Linked DNA regions of Homo sapiens: region 1 is linked to region 2. A link is an interaction called in ENCODE POLR2A ChIA-PET data of the cell type or tissue named here. Cell type or tissue: OCI-LY7. All regions are shown on one strand. Each heading gives the region's core, and the rest is flanking DNA. Links, peaks and the distances in the headings are about the cores only.

Evidence for each region. Peaks named below come from ENCODE experiments on the same cell type or tissue, not always from the same donor. Only the 100,000 strongest peaks of a DNase experiment are listed, where the experiment ranks them.
Region 1: POLR2A ChIA-PET joins it to region 2 with 34 read pairs; 26 of 35 experiments call an interaction of 5 or more read pairs at or near these places.

What each region holds. Positions count from the first base shown.
Region 1 is chr1:23,608,079-23,616,402 of GRCh38, reverse strand. No RefSeq gene overlaps it. Among named protein-coding and RNA genes, the nearest start is that of MDS2, 15 kb to the left of the region's middle. RefSeq lists an enhancer at 3,534-3,583. In OCI-LY7, for the core only: CTCF peaks have their summits at 2,776, 2,975, 5,267 and 5,524; DNase peaks (open chromatin) are centred at 1,542, 2,032, 3,092 and 4,242; H3K4me3 peaks cover 3,545 bases; H3K27ac peaks cover 7,815 bases.
Region 2 is chr1:23,550,582-23,558,905 of GRCh38, reverse strand. It overlaps ID3 (inhibitor of DNA binding 3), which reads left to right. Exons shown (of 3, transcript NM_002167.5): 3 at 491-980. LOC124903876 (a long non-coding RNA gene) reads right to left here. Exons shown (of 3, transcript XR_007065537.1): 2 at 6,811-6,922. It overlaps LOC105376859 (a long non-coding RNA gene), which reads left to right and starts at 3,964. Exons shown (of 5, transcript NR_188656.1): 1 at 3,964-4,434; 2 at 6,833-6,986; 3 at 7,193-7,285; 4 at 7,450-8,141. RefSeq lists an enhancer at 406-535 and a silencer at 3,796-4,285. In OCI-LY7, for the core only: CTCF peaks have their summits at 866, 3,818 and 6,713; DNase peaks (open chromatin) are centred at 1,945, 2,425, 3,545, 3,925 and 6 weaker places; H3K4me3 peaks cover 7,150 bases; H3K27ac peaks cover 7,680 bases.

The DNA of each region.
Region 1 (8,324 bases), core at 224-8,223, 57 kb before region 2:
CAAGGGTTGGCTGGAACTTGGGAAGGAGACTGAGGGGTATGAGAGAGGTTCTGGGAGAAGCAGCGTCTTCGAGGGAGGAGAGAAGTTCTACAAGGAGGTAATGGTCAAAGGCAAATTCTGGAAGGGGTCACTCACACTCACTGTTCTGGGCTCCAACCACCCACCCTCACCTGACATGGAAAGGCTCTGGGACCCGGTTTCACCAACACTGATTATGCCACCTCCCCCAGCAGAGTCTGTTTGCTTATCTGTGAAATGGGGGCAATGACAGAACACCCACCCCATAGGGTGACAGAGAAGGCTGAGTGAGAGACACTGAGAAATGCTTACCCCGGTGCAATGTAGCACCACTCAGGCACCATTCATTCATTTATTCATTTATTCATTCATTCATTCACTCACTCATTGAACAATCTTTAACTGAGTGCCTCCTTTGTATCAGTCCCTATGCCAAACACAGTGGATGTAAAGAAGACACAGGGATCTGAGGATGCGTGGGATACAGACCTGATGGTGGATGGTTATGATACAGGGTGATAAGTGCTGAAGGGACTGGGTTTTGCAAGCCCAGAGAAATTTGGTCCACATGGAGGCCCCAGGGCAGCCCCCTGAGGAGACAACATTTGAGATGACATTTCATGAGCACTCACCATGGGTCAGGCACTGGGTGTGCCAAGCGTTTCCACGTTGTTCCTGTGACGTCGGGGAGGGGATGGGGCCCAGAGAGGGTGGGAGGCTTACTCAGGGTCACCGTGCTCGTAAGTGGGGACACCAGGGCTGGCCCACCTCCACTGGATGAGTTTGCCAGATGGGGAGAGAGGAGAGACAGGATGTCAGGCAGAGGGCAAAAGACAATGTGACCCAATCCTCTAGGATGGGGAGAGGAAGCTGGGATTCCCATAGGGAAAGCCCATATCTGTAGAAGGGTGGGCCAGAGGCAGTAGGACAAGGGCAAGGTGAGAGCCATGACCTCCAGCAAGTCCTGTGCCTCCTGGAACCTCCGTCTCCTCCTCTATGAACTCAGGATAAGGACATCTATTATATTATCTTCATCTCCATTTTACAGGTGAGAAACAGATTAGATCAAGGCTATCCAGTTGCAGAGCCCACGAGCTGAGCCATGCACTGTGGTTCTGCTGGAGCAGATGAGATGTATGAGTTCCCTGCAAACCCTCCTGTTTGTCTCAAGAGTGGGAGCCATGAAAAGCACCCCAAGAGTAGGGGGGAGACTTCATGGGAGCAGCCCTCAGAGAGACCCAGAAGATGCTCCTGTGCTCCTACCCAGAAATTCAGTCTCTTAAGGACCTTAGAGACAGTTTCATTCATGCATTAGTGAGGAGCGATGCCTACAACTTGCAAATGGAGAAACTGAGTTCAGAAAGGAGGGAGTGACTTGTCCAAGGTCACACCACAAGCTGGTGGTAGAAATCCCTCCAGAATGCAGGCATCCCAACATCTGGTTTTGTCCATTTCTCCATTCCCCTGACTCCTCACAAATGACTTGTCCCCTTGTCCCCAGCATGGTGATCTCTACCGGTCCTGAGCATTTAATATGGGCCAGACTCTTCGCCTTACTCTGACTCTCCAAGCCACCCTATGAAGTGGTATCCAAAGGCAACTTACTTACTTAAATACATGGCTTATTGATAGTATGTTACAAAACACATAAAATAATAATTGATGTATCTGCATTTCATGACCACCCTATAAATTGCACAATTCCTATTTTACAGATGAGAAAATTAAGGCTCAGAGATGGGAAAAGACTGTCTCAGGGACACACAGCGAGCAAGCAACAGGGTGAGGATTAGTATCCAGGCATCTCTGACTCCAAAGCAGGGGTGTCTTGTCCACACCCCAAGCTGCTGTCAGGGAACAGATGGGAGAGCCTGCAAGGGGAGGTGAGAGGAAGGTGCTGAGCCCCAGTCATGAGCGAGGTGACAGTTATTGTAGTGGCTAAACAGGTGGCCCCTGAGATCAGGCTGCCTGGGCTGGAATCCTGGTCTACCACTCCTTAGCACTGTGCGTTCAGGCAAACCATTGGTCCGCTCTGAGCCTTGACTTCCTTATCTGTAAAATGGGCGTGGTAATAATATGCCACCCTCATTAGGTTCCTGGAAGGGTTAAATGAGTGTGTAGCCCATGGTACATGCAATGGAAGTGCTGCCTCTTATTTGTGTGGCATTCTGCAGTGACTGTCTCGTGTACTCTCAATAGTGCTTATAACTCTTACGGGTTCTGGAGCTAGCCACCTGGCCTCTGCTACCACTTCCTAGCAGGGCGGCAGAGCTTAGAGGGAGATTTAAGGTGAGGATGGTGAGGTTTAAGTCCTGGGTCCCTCATTGGCATGGCCTTGTACTTCATTATTTAAAGAGACCCCCCCGCCCTCAGTATTGTATAACCTTTACTGACATCCTGCCAAGCCTGGATCTGCCCCTGTGTGAGGAACTCTACCTCTCTGTGTGCCTCAGTTTTCTCATCTGTTAAGTGGGAAGAATGTTAATTGTGCCAAATAAATGAATTAATACGTGTAGAATGCTTTAAAAGTGCCTGGTGCATAGTAAATGCCCAATACCTATTGGCTTCTTAAGTAAATCTCCAGTGGTAAATGTGCTTAAGTGCTAGTAAACGTGTTAAATGCTTTCCATGTGTCATGTGGTTTCATTATTTTTAATCTTCACAACAAACCATCCCATTTTCAGAGAGGTGAAGTAACTTGCCCGAGGTGACAGACTGTGGAAGCCAAATGGGTCTGACTCCAGAGCCAGGCCCCTGACCACCGTGCCAGCTACTTCCCTGTTGATGAGGGTTCCCTCCCCTCCCCACTGGCAGCTGAACCTGGAGGACTCAGGTCACACCTCCAGCAGGTACTGTCTGCCAGGCCCAGGTCACCTGAAGGTGGCCTATGAGGCCCCTGCAGGAAAGAAGCCCCCATGTCCAGCTGGGCCCAGGCCCTGCCCCACCTCGCACCCTCATCCCTCCTGCCCCCTAGAGCTTCCTCCTGAGCTCCCGTCACCAGAGGCCCTGGCCCAGGTGGGGCGGGGGCTAACGGGTGACAATGACCGATTTAGAAAGTAAAGTTGCTTCTCAAACAAATAAGAAAGAAGAGGAAAGAAATGGCCTGCCCGCTTCCTGCCCCACTCTCTCTTCCAGCACCTGGGGCCCAGCTGCAGGCTTTTCACTGCTTGTTTGTTCATCCTGCCTCGAGAAGCCTCTTCTTGAAGCCCCAGGCCCCCTCCATATGGGCGTTGGGATAATTGTTGAGCCAGTGGAAATAAGCACCCTCCATGATTGTTGTATTGTCATCGTCTCCAGTATTGTTTTGGACAACAATACCAGTAATCATAACAATCTGGGTTTCCTGCGGTTGGGAGGGGGGGACTACCAGCTTCGACTTGGGAGAAGTCCCCCTGGCTCTGCAGTTTCTGAGATGTGGAGGCCTGAGCAGGTCATAACTCCTCTCTGGGCCTCAGTTTCCTTGTCTGCAAAATGGGGACAGGGTGATGGTGAGGGCTGAATGGGGCAAGCATGGCCTGTGAAGCATAGTGCATGGCCCTGGTGGGAACCATTCAGTTGATTACTATGAAAGCCAGGGTCACACAGAAGCAATTTTAAGAGCCTCCTCAGACAAGGTTGGAAAGCTCAGTGGACTCCAGGATACAATGCTTATAAAGCCCTTGGTGTGTTTCTAATAACTGCTCTGAGTGCTTTATGTATTATCATTCATTTCATCCTTACCACAACCAGATGAAGCAGATGCTATTGCTGTTCCTATTTCATAGATGAGGAAACTAAGATGCAGAGAAATGACTTGTCCAAGGTCAGCACAGCTGGTAGGTGCAATTGGGGATGTGGATGCAGCCTTTCCAGGTCCAGGATCGGTGCTCTAAGCTGCATACACTGCCCTGGGGTCAGGGTCTGGCTCTGAAGGGTCTGACTTGCCTCGCGATCGTGGACAAGTCATTTGCCTTCTAAGCCTCAGACTTCTTCTACAAAATGAGCAGCCCATGATACCTGCCTGTAGATGTTGTACAATCCTAAAGGAGAGTTGTGGTCAGATTAGCGACAATGTAGAGAAAGACAATGAATGAGTACACCAGGGGTTCAGGAAGCCATGGCTGACTGCGATCATTATTATTAGTTTTAAAGTCACAGGCAAGAGGCAGCCTAGAGGATGCTGAGGGCCCTGCCCAGCTTTGAAAGTCTAAATCCTGTGGTTGCAGCTGGGGAGTGACTCCGGGAGGCACCTGGTGAGAGGTGGCTCCACCCGTTGGGGCTAAAAAAATCCCTGAGGCTGCCACCGTGCAATCTGCCAGTCACCTGCTCCAACTAATGGCAAACTCTCCAACCCTGCTTCCCTGCCCCTACCCCCACCCCCTATGAGCTGTGTGGCCCTGGAGAAATCATCTGACCTCTCTAAGTTTCTGGAAAAAAACACTGACCTTGTAGAGCTTTGTTGGATTGGAAATAGTGCCTAGCAATAGGTAGTTGCTACCAGGTGATGAGAACCTGCACTTTGAGGCCCACTTGTGTTCCAGTCCTGGCTATGCTACTTCCTGTTGTGTGACCTTGGGCAGGTTGCTTAGCCTCTCTGAGACTCAGTTTCCACAACTGGAAAATGGATTAGCACAGCACCTGACACACAGTAGGTGCTTAAGTGCTAATGATTATTGTTGTGTATGGCCATTTATTGTATTTTTTTTTTTGGTTTTTGAAATGGAGTCTCACTCTGTCTCCCAGGCTGGAGTGCAATGATGCCATCTCAGCTCACTGCAACCTCTGCCTCCTGGGTTCAAGCAATTCTCCTGCCTCAGCCTCCTGAGTAGCTGGGATTACAGGTGTGTGTCACCACAGCCAGCTAATTTTTTTTTTTTTTGGAAATGGAGTCTCACTCTGTTGCCCAGGCTGGATTTGCAGTGGTGCGATCTTGGCTCACTGCAACCTCCACCTCCCAGGTTCAAGCAATTCTCCTACCTCAGCCTCCCGAGTAGCTGGGATTACAGGTGTGTGCCACCACACCTGTGTAATTTTTTGTATTTTTAGTAGAGATGGGGTTTCACCGTGTTAGCCAGGATGGTCTCGATCTCCTGACCTCGTGATCCACCCGCCTTGGCCTCCCAAAGTGCTTGGATTACAGGCATGAGCCACTGCACCCAGCATTTATTGTATTTTATAAGCATATCCAGAAGTCCTTTAAAGATCCTGAGGGTATTATGTTCTTTCTCATGCTGGATCTCTCTGTTTGCCCCTCTAGAACTCTCCTCTGCCCTTCCTCAACCTGTTCTGTACCTTGATTAGGTGACCTTTGTGGGTGACATCAATGGCCCCCATTGCCCTCTGGCTTCTGGCTGGGTGAGGCAAGAGGACAGAGGACAGGTGGCAAGTGGGGACTGGTATTTATTCCCCAGCCCCTTCCTACAGGGTTGCCACCTTGGCTGTGTCCCTCACCCGAAGCCTACAGCTCCTATCAGGCAGCCCTGTGCATACATCTCTGGCCATGGGTCCAGGTGACCTCTCCCTCCCCACCCTTCAGGCCACAGGTGGTAACAGCTCCTCATATTGCCTGCCAGCCCTGGGGTACTGCACCATTCCCCCTGGTTTTCCTAAACCTTGTCCACACCTTTGTTAGTAGTCCCTTCATTAAACTTTTTACAAATTACCCATTTGGTTATACCATCTGTTCCCTGCCAGAGCCTTGATCAGGGTTTATGTGGCATGTATCCTGTTGTTTTCACCTAGAACTCCAGGTATGGAAGAATAATAAAATTCTCACTGCAATTCACACTGCTTTCACATACATGTAGTCATCCACTTTATTAATTACTGCTGAGCATCTGCTGTGTGCCAGGCTGTATGCAAGGAATTAGGAGTAGAGATGACCAAGATATAGTTCCTGCCCTCAAGGAGCTCCTGGGCTAGTCAGAGAGACAGACCCTAAACAGACAACTACAATATAACTTCTAAAAGCTGTAACAGGCCGGGTGTGGTGGCTCATGCCTGTAATCCCAGCACTTTGGGAGGCTGAGATGGGTGGATTGCTTGAGGTCTTGAACCAGCCTGGCCAACATGGTGAAACCCCATCTCCACCAAAAAACACAAAAATTAGTTGGGCATGGTGGCATGTGCCTGTAATCCCAGCTACCCAGGAGGCTGAGGCATGAGAATCGCTTGAACCGAGAGCGGAGGTTGCAGTAAGCCGAGATCACGCCACTACATTCCAGCCTGGGTGACAGAGCTATAAAAAAATAAAAGCTATAATAGAGACACATGCAAACCCTGTGACAAGGCAGGAGAGAAGCCACCAAACTCTGGGAGAGGCTGGGATGGCTGCATAGCAGAAGGATTTTTGAGCAGCATCTTTTTTTAAATTCTATTTTAGTAACATATTTAATCCAATGTCTCAAAATATTATCAATATGAAATATTATCCATTATAATAGATATAAAAATTCTTGAGATTTTAAAAGACATAGAAAAATGTCCAGGAAGCTTTCTGTGACTTTCTTGGGCAGAATTAGGCATTTCCATCATCACACATGGCTAGAGGTTGAGCAGCATCTGGGAGGTGGGAGGTGATGGTATTCTCCCATTTTACGGATGAGGAAGCAGAGACTCAGAAGAGTTAATCACTTGCCTGAGGTCACAGTAACTCCCTGGCAGAGCAGGATTCGAACCTGCTGTTGTGTCATTCCAAAGCCTGTCTCTCCTTGCTGCTCTGTCCACCTCTGGGCCCCTCCTCCCAGAAGGAAGCAGTTGACAAGGGCTGAAAAGTCAAAACTTAAACTGAAGTCTTCTGCCCCCAAGTCCCATAGTGTTCCTGCTATCAACCGACTCTAGGGGACAGACTGAGGGAAAGGCAGCAACCCTCCAAACTGGGTTCCATTTTTATTTTTATTTATTTATTTTGAGACAGAGTCTCGCTCTGTCGCCCAGGCTGGAGTGCAGTGGCACGACTCAGCTCACCGCAACCTCCACCTCCCAGGTTCAAGCGATTCTCCTGCCTCAGCCTCCCAAGTAGCTGGAACTACAGGCGCCTGCCACCACACCCGGTTAATTTTTGTATTTTTAGTAGAGACGGGGTTTCACCATATTGGCCAGGCTGGTCTCGAACTCCTGACCTCAGGTGATCTGCCCTCCTCGGCCTCCCAAAGTGTTGGGATTGTAGGCGTGAGCCACTATGCCCAGGCTTAAATTGGGTTCTGACCCCTATTCTTCTTGGGTCTCTGAGGTGGCATGGAGTAGGTTGCAGAAGATAACTGGCGACTCAAGGTCAGTTGTAAAATTCTCTTTTAGCAGATGAGAGGGTTGTTCATGGGTGAAGGTACAGGCTGTACTGGATGGTGGGGAGAGGAAGGGAAAGTAGACGAGGCAGGAAAAGTGGCCAGTGGGTCATCTTGGCATCTTTGCCAGTGTCATGGTCAGCAATTCCCTCCTCACCAAAACATCCAGAAACACCCACTCCCGAGCCTCGTGTAGTACGCAGAGTTCACAGTGAATTAGTCACCATCATCTTAACCCTGATAGTTGAGAAATTAAAATGTGTTGAGAAAGGTAAGACATTCTAATGGGCAGCTGACCCCAGGCTCTCATGTGGAGAGAGCCATAGGAGGGTTCTCTGGCCAACATCCATGCATTGGAGGGGAAACCAGAGCCCTGGAATCATGGAAGCAAGGAGCATTCGCTGGTATGTCCAGGCGTGTGTTTGGTGACTCCAGTGATGTGTGGTGCCAACAATAATTATCAGTAGCTAATTATTCGCTGACCTCTTCACTTTAACAATTATTCATCCCCCCATCAAATCATCTGTCCATAGCCTACACAGCCATCCACCTCTCAATTCCTTCATTCATCCATTCATTCATTTTCTCCCCATTCCCCCATCCATCCTCCACCATTGACTCTGCACATGGTCCTGTGCTGGATGCCTGACATGCAACTACAAGACTCAGATCTTGCCTTCAAACCTGGTGAGGTATTCAGACACTTAGTCTAAGCAAGAGAGGTAAGTGCGGTGATGGAGTGTTCTAGGAGGGGCAGTGAGAGCTCCAAGGAGGAAATGCCTAATTCTGCTGGAGGGAGTCAGAAAAGGCTTCCCGGAGGAAGGAACACTGCAGCTGGTCTTCATAGAGGAGCAGGGGCTCATGAAGCCAGAAGAAGGAAGCCTGGCTGATGAGATGGGCAGCGATTCAGACCAGCTAGGGACACAAAAGAACTTGTCACAGAAGCCGATGGGAGGAAATCAAGGAGAACTGGCCTCTAGCCAAGATTTCACCCCAGGTTCTCAGCAGGAGTGACTTAGGAATGGTGTCAACTTGGAAGTTTGC
Region 2 (8,324 bases), core at 34-8,033:
TTTAAACGGCAAGTCCTGGAGTTGGCAGACGTTTTGAAAAATTGCCACTCACTCGGTTTAGGGAAACTGAGGCCAGAGAGGGACAAGTGACTTGCCCATGGTTGCATCAAATGAATGGCAGAGTCAGTTTCCATGTGATGTGCATTTAAGCCTTAAATGCGCCTGGGCCCTGCCCTCCCGCAGTGGCCGAGGGTCTGGCAAAGTAGACATGGGTCCGACTAAATACAAGTCTTTCTGTTCCATGTTGTATAGGGAGCTGTCTTCGGCAGCCCCCTCCCAGCTAGTGTCAATTCCAAGTAGGAGGGGTAGCGCAAGCTCCGCCTGTGGTCTTTGGCGCCAACTGGGTGGGGGCAGCGTGGGGCGCGGAGTTATCAGCTGGAGGTACAGACCAAGTTTCCTCCCTGGCGCCGGCCAGTCTGCGGACGGCCCCCGCCTCGGCACGCTCGGCGGAAACTGACTGCTCCTTGGTCTTCTTTCCTCCCCCGCCCAGAACGCAGGTGCTGGCGCCCGTTCTGCCTGGGACCCCGGGAACCTCTCCTGCCGGAAGCCGGACGGCAGGGATGGGCCCCAACTTCGCCCTGCCCACTTGACTTCACCAAATCCCTTCCTGGAGACTAAACCTGGTGCTCAGGAGCGAAGGACTGTGAACTTGTGGCCTGAAGAGCCAGAGCTAGCTCTGGCCACCAGCTGGGCGACGTCACCCTGCTCCCACCCCACCCCCAAGTTCTAAGGTCTCTTCAGAGCGTGGAGGTGTGGAAGGAGTGGCTGCTCTCCAAACTATGCCAAGGCGGCGGCAGAGCTGGTCTTCTGGTCTCCTTGGAGAAAGGTTCTGTTGCCCTGATTTATGAACTCTATAATAGAGTATATAGGTTTTGTACCTTTTTTACAGGAAGGTGACTTTCTGTAACAATGCGATGTATATTAAACTTTTTATAAAAGTTAACATTTTGCATAATAAACGATTTTTAAACACTTGTGTATATGATGACACCCGTCTCCATTAAGTACTAATGATGCTTTCTCGCACATGGCCGAATTTTGGGAGCTTTGGGAAAGTGAACTTGCTTATTCTACGAGAGGGAAATGAAAAACTGCCTGGTTGAGAGGGGATGGGGTGGAGAGAGAAGGGTTCATGATGGGAGTCTCATGTCCATTGAGGGATGGGTGCAGAGAAAAGTTCTGGGCTCTGCTCATTATTTCAGAGATGAAACCAGAGACTGGTGCAAGCTTGCCCAGCAAGTTGGTGGCTCAGGCAACTTGAAAGTTGGTGGCTCAGGCAACTTGAAAACTGAGTTTTCATGTCCCTTGAGATCTAGCAGTAGCTTTCCTCTTTATTGTTACTATTGACTATGCCTTTCTAGCAGGGGATGTGGTAAGAGGAGAGCCTCAAGTTTGCTTCACCTGGTGCCCAGGCATGGGTGGTGGTTGATAGACCAATTCCAAAAATGAATAAACTGATAACTGGGCCTGGTTTCATTTCCTTCTTGCTCTCTGGGCTGGCTTCCTTGCGGGCTTCCAAAGTTGGAAAAAAGAGGGAGGTCTCCTGAAATGGATAAAGATTTGGATGCTGGTTGGGAAGTACTGATAGTAATCCCTTCTTTAATGCTAGGTGGTTGTGGAGTCCGACCCTGAACAAGGAATGTGAGGCAGAGACTCCACAGTCCTCATTTCTGCTGGTATTTCTACATCACCTCCATTGGGAACCTATTCTGTAAGCATCCCTATCCCTATTTCAGAAATGGGGAAAGGGAACCTCTGTGGGTAATGCTTCTGAACCAGGTTTTCACAGCCTTTGAGAGGTAGAGATGGGATTTGAACCGTGACTTGATTGTGGTGAACAGGAGCAGGGCTGGGGACTGGCCATTCCTTGAGGCCAGGCCTGGCAGTGGGGCAGAGAGCAAGATCCCAACCCATGCCTTCCCCCACACCCCTGGTGGCTCCCCAGGTGGGCTTCACCAGGTGCCTGGCCTTACTAGAGATTCCTGTTTATGGTATGATCTCATCTGTGTGTTGGTCCCTGGCATGAATTACTTCAATATTTCATAACAAACAGGTCACGTCATCACCTTTAGTGCCTTAACCCTGGTGAGCTTGCTGGGGTGAACAGGGGCATGGGGGAGGAGGAGAACCTCTGGCATTGCCAACCAAACTCCCAGCCTGATCAGTGGTTCTTAACCTGTTCTGTGTCCTGGTCACTCTGATCTGAAGGAAGATATGAACACTCTCTTAAAAAAATACACACACAGTGCAGAGCAATAGCAGACTTCAATCCTCATGTGAGGAACCCTTGCCCCAAACCACCTACAAGGCCTGGGTTGGGTCTATCTTGGATTGTTTTTTAGGTGTGCTGTGCTGGCTTTAGAGACGACCATAAAGGGACATAAATCCCTGCTCTGTCACCTCTTACCTGTATAACTTCAGGCTAGGGACTTTGCCTCTCTTGAGCCCCAGTTTCTGCATCTGTAAAGGAAGCTGATTCTAAGGCAGCGGTTCTGAGGTCCTAGGCCCCACATTACACCATGAACTGCAGTAGAGCCAGGCATTGAGCTCAACGTCTTATACCCTTTTCTGCCACAGCATGTTGCCTCCCGTTTGCTCGGAAGTTTCAGTACCGTGGAAGGCTAAAAAGGGCTGCGGTGGTCATCTGCCGAGTGACCTTGAGCAAGCATTCCACCTCTCTGAGCCATGCTCCTTCTGTGCCCTGCTGCCTCCCAGGACAGAAGATAATGGTGGGAAAGTTCTTTGAAATGCATCACACACCTACGAGGTATTATTAAGCTAATTCCAAGGAAATTGCCTGTCAGGACTCCCAGGACTGAGTTGTTCAGGTGGCCAGGACAAAAGAAAGACCAGCATGCCAATCCATTAGTCATTAGAGAGTGAAAGCAATTTGGCCCTAGGTCAGATAACTCCCAGAGAGGATAGTGTCTTCTGTCATAATCACCTATGGAAGTGCCTGCCAGGTTCCAGACTATTTTATCTTCCATTTTTGTTCTAATCCTCACAAACCACCGTGATGGGTAACATTCCTTGGTTTATAGAAAAAAGACTCAGGCTGAATAACTTGATCACCCAGCAAGAAAGTGGCACACAGCAAGAAACAGTTCACACAGCAAGAAAGTAGCAGAGCAGAGTTTAGGAACCCCAGCTTCCTCTAGCTTCAAAGCTCATGTTCTTGCCTTCTCTTCAAATTGGCTCTTTTCCCTCGCCATTCCCAAAGCCTGGCACATGCTTGGTCCCCAGGGGGTGCTTGTCCCAGGGAGCGCTTGTGGAATGAAAGACCTAGGACTCCCCCTCATCTGTGAAAGGGGGATGTCGGTACCTCCCTTCCATGTGTGTTGTTCGGATAAACTATAAGGCGCATAAAGTATCCACGAGGCTTCCTTAACTACAAGATTCACTGCTGAGTGTCTTGTGCAAATTGTCGCATGCGATCGGATTCAGAGCTGATCGCATCGGCTGTGAAATACAGACATTTGGGAGGTGTCTTTATTTTATAAATGAACTAGCTCAGAACAGGCGAAGTAACTTGCCGGTGGCCACACGGCTTCTAAGTAACAAAGCCAGAATTCAAATTCATGTCTGTGACACCAGAAATGGTGCCCTTTTCAGAAAGCCAGTTATAGCTCTCTAGCTGTGGACGCGCCGGACAACCTTCAATTATCTGTCTTCCCGGCCTCATCACCCCTCGTGGCCACGACTCTTCCCCATGCCCCAGGCTAAACCTGAGAACCTCCTGCCGCGCTCTTTCCCGCAGCGCTGCTTCCAAGGGCTCCACTCTGCCCACTCCCAGACCTCCCCGGAGACAGCCGCTCCCCACCGGCGGCGCTGCGGCGCCCGGGCTGGGGCAGAGCCTCGGCCCACGTGGCCTGGAGCCCGGCAGGGCGGAGCCGAGCCGGCCCCGCCTCCTCCCCGCCCCGCCCCTCCCGGCGCCCCACGCTCCCCCCGCGGGCCCTGGGGGCCGCTCGCAGGTGTTCGCTGGCGCCCGGATGTCTGAGCTCTGGCTCCGCTCTGGCTCCGGCTCCCTCCGCAGCCTGCGGGCGGGGCTCGCAGCCCATCCGGAGCCTCGCGGCGCCCCCGCCGCTCCGCCAGCAGCGCGGCCTCCCGGTTCCCAGCCTCGCGGCCTGGGGGGCCCCCCACCCAGCGGAGTCGCTGACCCCACTCCTCTCCCGCTGCCCCCAGCTGCGCTCGGGCCGCTGCAGCCTCTGCGCACCCCCACCCGCTTCCTGCCCCGTCCGCGAGGCCGCCCTGGATCGCACCCGGTTCCTTCCTTCCTTCGTTCTTTCAGGCAACTCGCATTCCTCGAGCGCCTGCGACGTGCCCTGCACAGGGCCTTCCCGGCCTTCCGAGTGTGGCCCCAGGCCCGCTGGGCTCCTCCGGGAAGCCTCTGCCCTCTCGAAGTCCTTCCCCACCTCCGCCCCTCTGTTCCATGAGGTGCTTCGCTGAGAGTCGAGCAATTTAATTGTTCTCTGATTAGTTCTCCTCTTAGGGGTCAGTCAGTGGCAAGGTCACGGAGTCTCTTTGTGGCTGAGATCGGGGGTCAGAGCGTGGCCGGATTTGGGGTTTCGCCAGCCTGGGGCAGGCTTTAGGGATAAATGTGGGTAGTCAGGCTGTGGGGGTCCGTCTGTGGGCAGTGTCAAAAGCCAAGGTTAGTGAGTCCGTGTTTGGGTAGGGTCGGTGGGCAGTCGGGATCAGGGTAGTGAGACACCTTGAGACCGGGACTTTGGGGGTTGCCTTTGACAAACCAGATTAAGGAGGGAGGAGTTCTCTGAAGTCCCCTGAACTCATATTCACCTCTCGCCGTCGTTGGGGGCTGACCATAGGCGCCCCCCCGCCTCCGCCTTCTGAGCTGTGGAGCTGTGCTTCCATCGGGGGACGCCTCTCCTCACTGCTACCCTGCTTCTACTTTGTGCCCGATGCTGCAGGCAGAAGCTCTCACCCGGCCAGACTTGTCAAAGGGAGCCTGGGCTTAGAGTGAGGGTGGCCAGGGTAGGGAGGCCTTAGGCTTCCTGGGGACCCCTACCCTGAAGCCACCCAGGAAAGCAGATGTTCTTCCTTGCTGTTTAAGTCATTTGTTGTAATTCTGAAGCTTGTCAGGGATGGAAGGGCGGGCCCTTAGAGGTCACAAATGTAGCCCAGAGAGGGGCAGGAACCTGCTCAGGGACACACAGCAAGTTAGTGTTCACGTTGGGATTGGAACACCAGCCTCCCACTTTACTATCCAGGGCTCTTTTCGTGATGCTCTCCCTACCCTGAGTAAGGGTTGTTTTTCCCACTATAGAGATGGGGCAGCGGAAGCCTGGAGAGGCCGAGAGACTGCCTCTTAGCTTGAGGATCTGCAAAAATGAAGTCAGGGAAGGGTGACTTCCCAAAGCATTGTCTCTTGGCATTGCCCACCTAGCCCCCTCCCTGCCACCCTCGTTAGGAGCAAATAGAACAAGGGTGGCCAAGCATCGAGATGAGGCAGGGAGGGAGAGAACACTGTAAGAACTGCTGGGGAAAAGCTTAGCTGGGCTCTTATGGAAACATATGGAACTCATTACCCGGAGTTGAGGTGGTCGCTGGCCAGCTGGCAGTTGGTCCCTTTGGGGCTAAAAATGTGCCTTGTGTGGCAATGAGGGTACCCAAGGCACGGCAGACTCCCCAGAATAACCTCCCCACTCACCGATCCAAGTTATTTCTGAATACTGGTTTGTTTCCTATGCCTGTGCCATTTCTTTTTTTCGTCTTTTTTTTTTTTTTTAACCGAGTCTCGTACTGTCGCCCAGGCTGTAGTGCAGTGGCGCGATCTCAGCTCACTGCAACCTCCGCCTCCCTGGTTCACGCCATTCTCCTGCCTCAGCCTCCCGAGTAGCTGAGACCACAGGCACCCACCACCACGCCTGGCTATTTTTTTTGTATTTTTAGTAGAGACGGGGTTTTGCCATGTTAGCCAGGATGGTCTCGATCTCCTGACCTCGTGATCCGCCCTCCTCGGCCTCCCAAAGAGCTGGGATTACAGGCGTGAGCCACCGCGCCCGGCCTCCTATACCTATGCCATTTCTAGCATCAAAAAAAGGGTTTCAAGGCCGGGCCGGTGGCTCACACCTGTAATTCCAGCACTTTGGGAGGCCAAGGGGGGCACATCACCTGAGGGGAGGAGTTCAAGACGAGCCTGGCCAACATGATAAACCTCGTCTCTACTAAAAATACAAACATTAGCTGGACATGGTGCCACGTGCCTGTAATCCCAGCTACTGGGAAGGGAAGGTTGAGGCAGGAGAATCACTTGAACCCAGGAGGCAGAGGTTACAGTGAGCTGAGCATCTGGGCAACAGAGTGAGATTCCATCTCCAAAAAAAAAAGGGGGTTTCAAGACATGCCACTGTAGGTTATGCAGGGAAGAGATGAGAGATTCAGGACCATCAGGACAGACAACCATATTGCTCCATTCCCCACCCCACATACACCCTGACTCTCTTCATCAGGGCCAGGGGCCACCTGGTCTTACAGTGGTTCCATATCCATTGTTCATGATCCCAGCTTCCACTGAGGGTTCATCCAGGTGGGCCCCAAGGGGCCTAGATGTTAATCCCTGTCAATCACATTTTCCACTGCAGGTTCAACTCCATATACAAAGAGAACAGCAAGAAAGTGTTTCAAAAGAGGCCATTCACTAGTGGGCGGCATTTTACAGTCTATGTGGTAACGTGGACTGGTTGGGGGGTGCTTCCATTTCACCCCCCTCAGGGCTCATAGGTGTTAGGGGACCTGCTAAAGGTCACCCTGGAGTAACTGTCAGAGCCACAGTCTACAGGATGGCCTCCTTACCCAGTGCTTTGGATGTCTGCAGCTGTTTTGAAACTTCATGCAAACCGGTGGGTGCTGCAGAATTGGCCTCTTCCAGCCACAGCAGTAATCCTGTTACGTTCTCTCTGTGAGTCTGGGAAACATACAGACACTGGTTGAAACTTCAGCTTTGTCATTTACCAGCTGTGCTATCACAGGTAAGTTTTTTGTTTTCTTTTTGTTTTTTTGAGACAGGGTCTCAATCTGTTACCCATGCAGGACTGCAGTGACATGATCGCTGCTCTTACTGCAGCCCTGACCTCCCGGGCTCGAGTGATCCTTCCACCTCAGCCTTCTAAGTAATTGGGACTACAGGTGTGCGCCAGCATGCCTGGCTAATTTTTTTTTTTTGTATGTTGCTTAGGCTGGTCTGAAACTCCTGGGCTCAAGCAGTTCTCCCACATTGGCTTCCCAAAGTGCTGGGATTACAGGTCTGAACCACCGAACCGGGCCACAGGTAAGTTATTTGTCGTCTCTGAGCCTCACATGGTTGAATTGATGATTAAATTAGATGACATATGTAAAGCATCTGGTACTTGGTAGGCTCCAGATGACCCCCACCACAGAGTTTGCTGGGCTTGGTGTCAGATTCCTAGCCTTATTCCTTCTTCTTCTTTCCAGAGTGGCAATGTGGTTGGCATGACCCAGTCACAGCACCCCGGGACTCTTGTCCAGCATTGGCGCTCTATATGCAGAGCCCTTTCACTCAGCCTGGCAGCATCTGATCAGCGTCGAAGCCCAGTGGCTTGAGGAATAAATATAAACAGTGCAGAGACTAAAAGCAGAGCTCTGGTCCAGCACATCTACTCCCAAGCTCTGCCACCCTGGACAAGCTCCTTCCCCTCTCTGAGCCTCAGTCTCCTCCCTGTAATACTGTAAGAACCCTGTCCACAGTTGTGTGCCGATATACTGAATGTAAAGCACCTAAAAGCCTGCCAGGACGTGGCAGGCACTCAAGAAGCATTACTAGATTCATTTCACACATGGAGAAACTGAGTCCCAGAGTGGGAAAGTGACTCAGGCAAAGATTCCCTCACAGAACTGGGGATAAAAATCCAGATCTTCAAGCTCCCAGTCAGTGCCTAATTACTACTTTCTCATTCTTGGAATTTGTAATTATTTCATGACAAGTGTGCTTTTGGCTGCTGGAGGGACAGAGCTTCAGAGGTTGTGAGCCTCCCCTGGCTCAGCCTGACCCAGAACCAGCTCACTCATGAAACTACCCTCTCTTGAAGAGAATAGGAGTTGTGGGGAGGAAGAACATAACCCAGAGGCCAGAGAACGTGGAGGCCAGGGTTGGTGTAACTGTGTAGGTAAGAGCAGCAGCTTCGTGATCAGCCAGACCTGCATTTAAATCCTTCTCTGCCACTTCTTAGCTGTGTGACCAGCTACATGACACCACCTCCCTGAGCCTCAGGTTTTCATCTGTAAACTTTCAATGCTACCTCTCCCATAGGGTTGTTGTAGGAATTAAATAAGACAACAGAGGTAGAGTA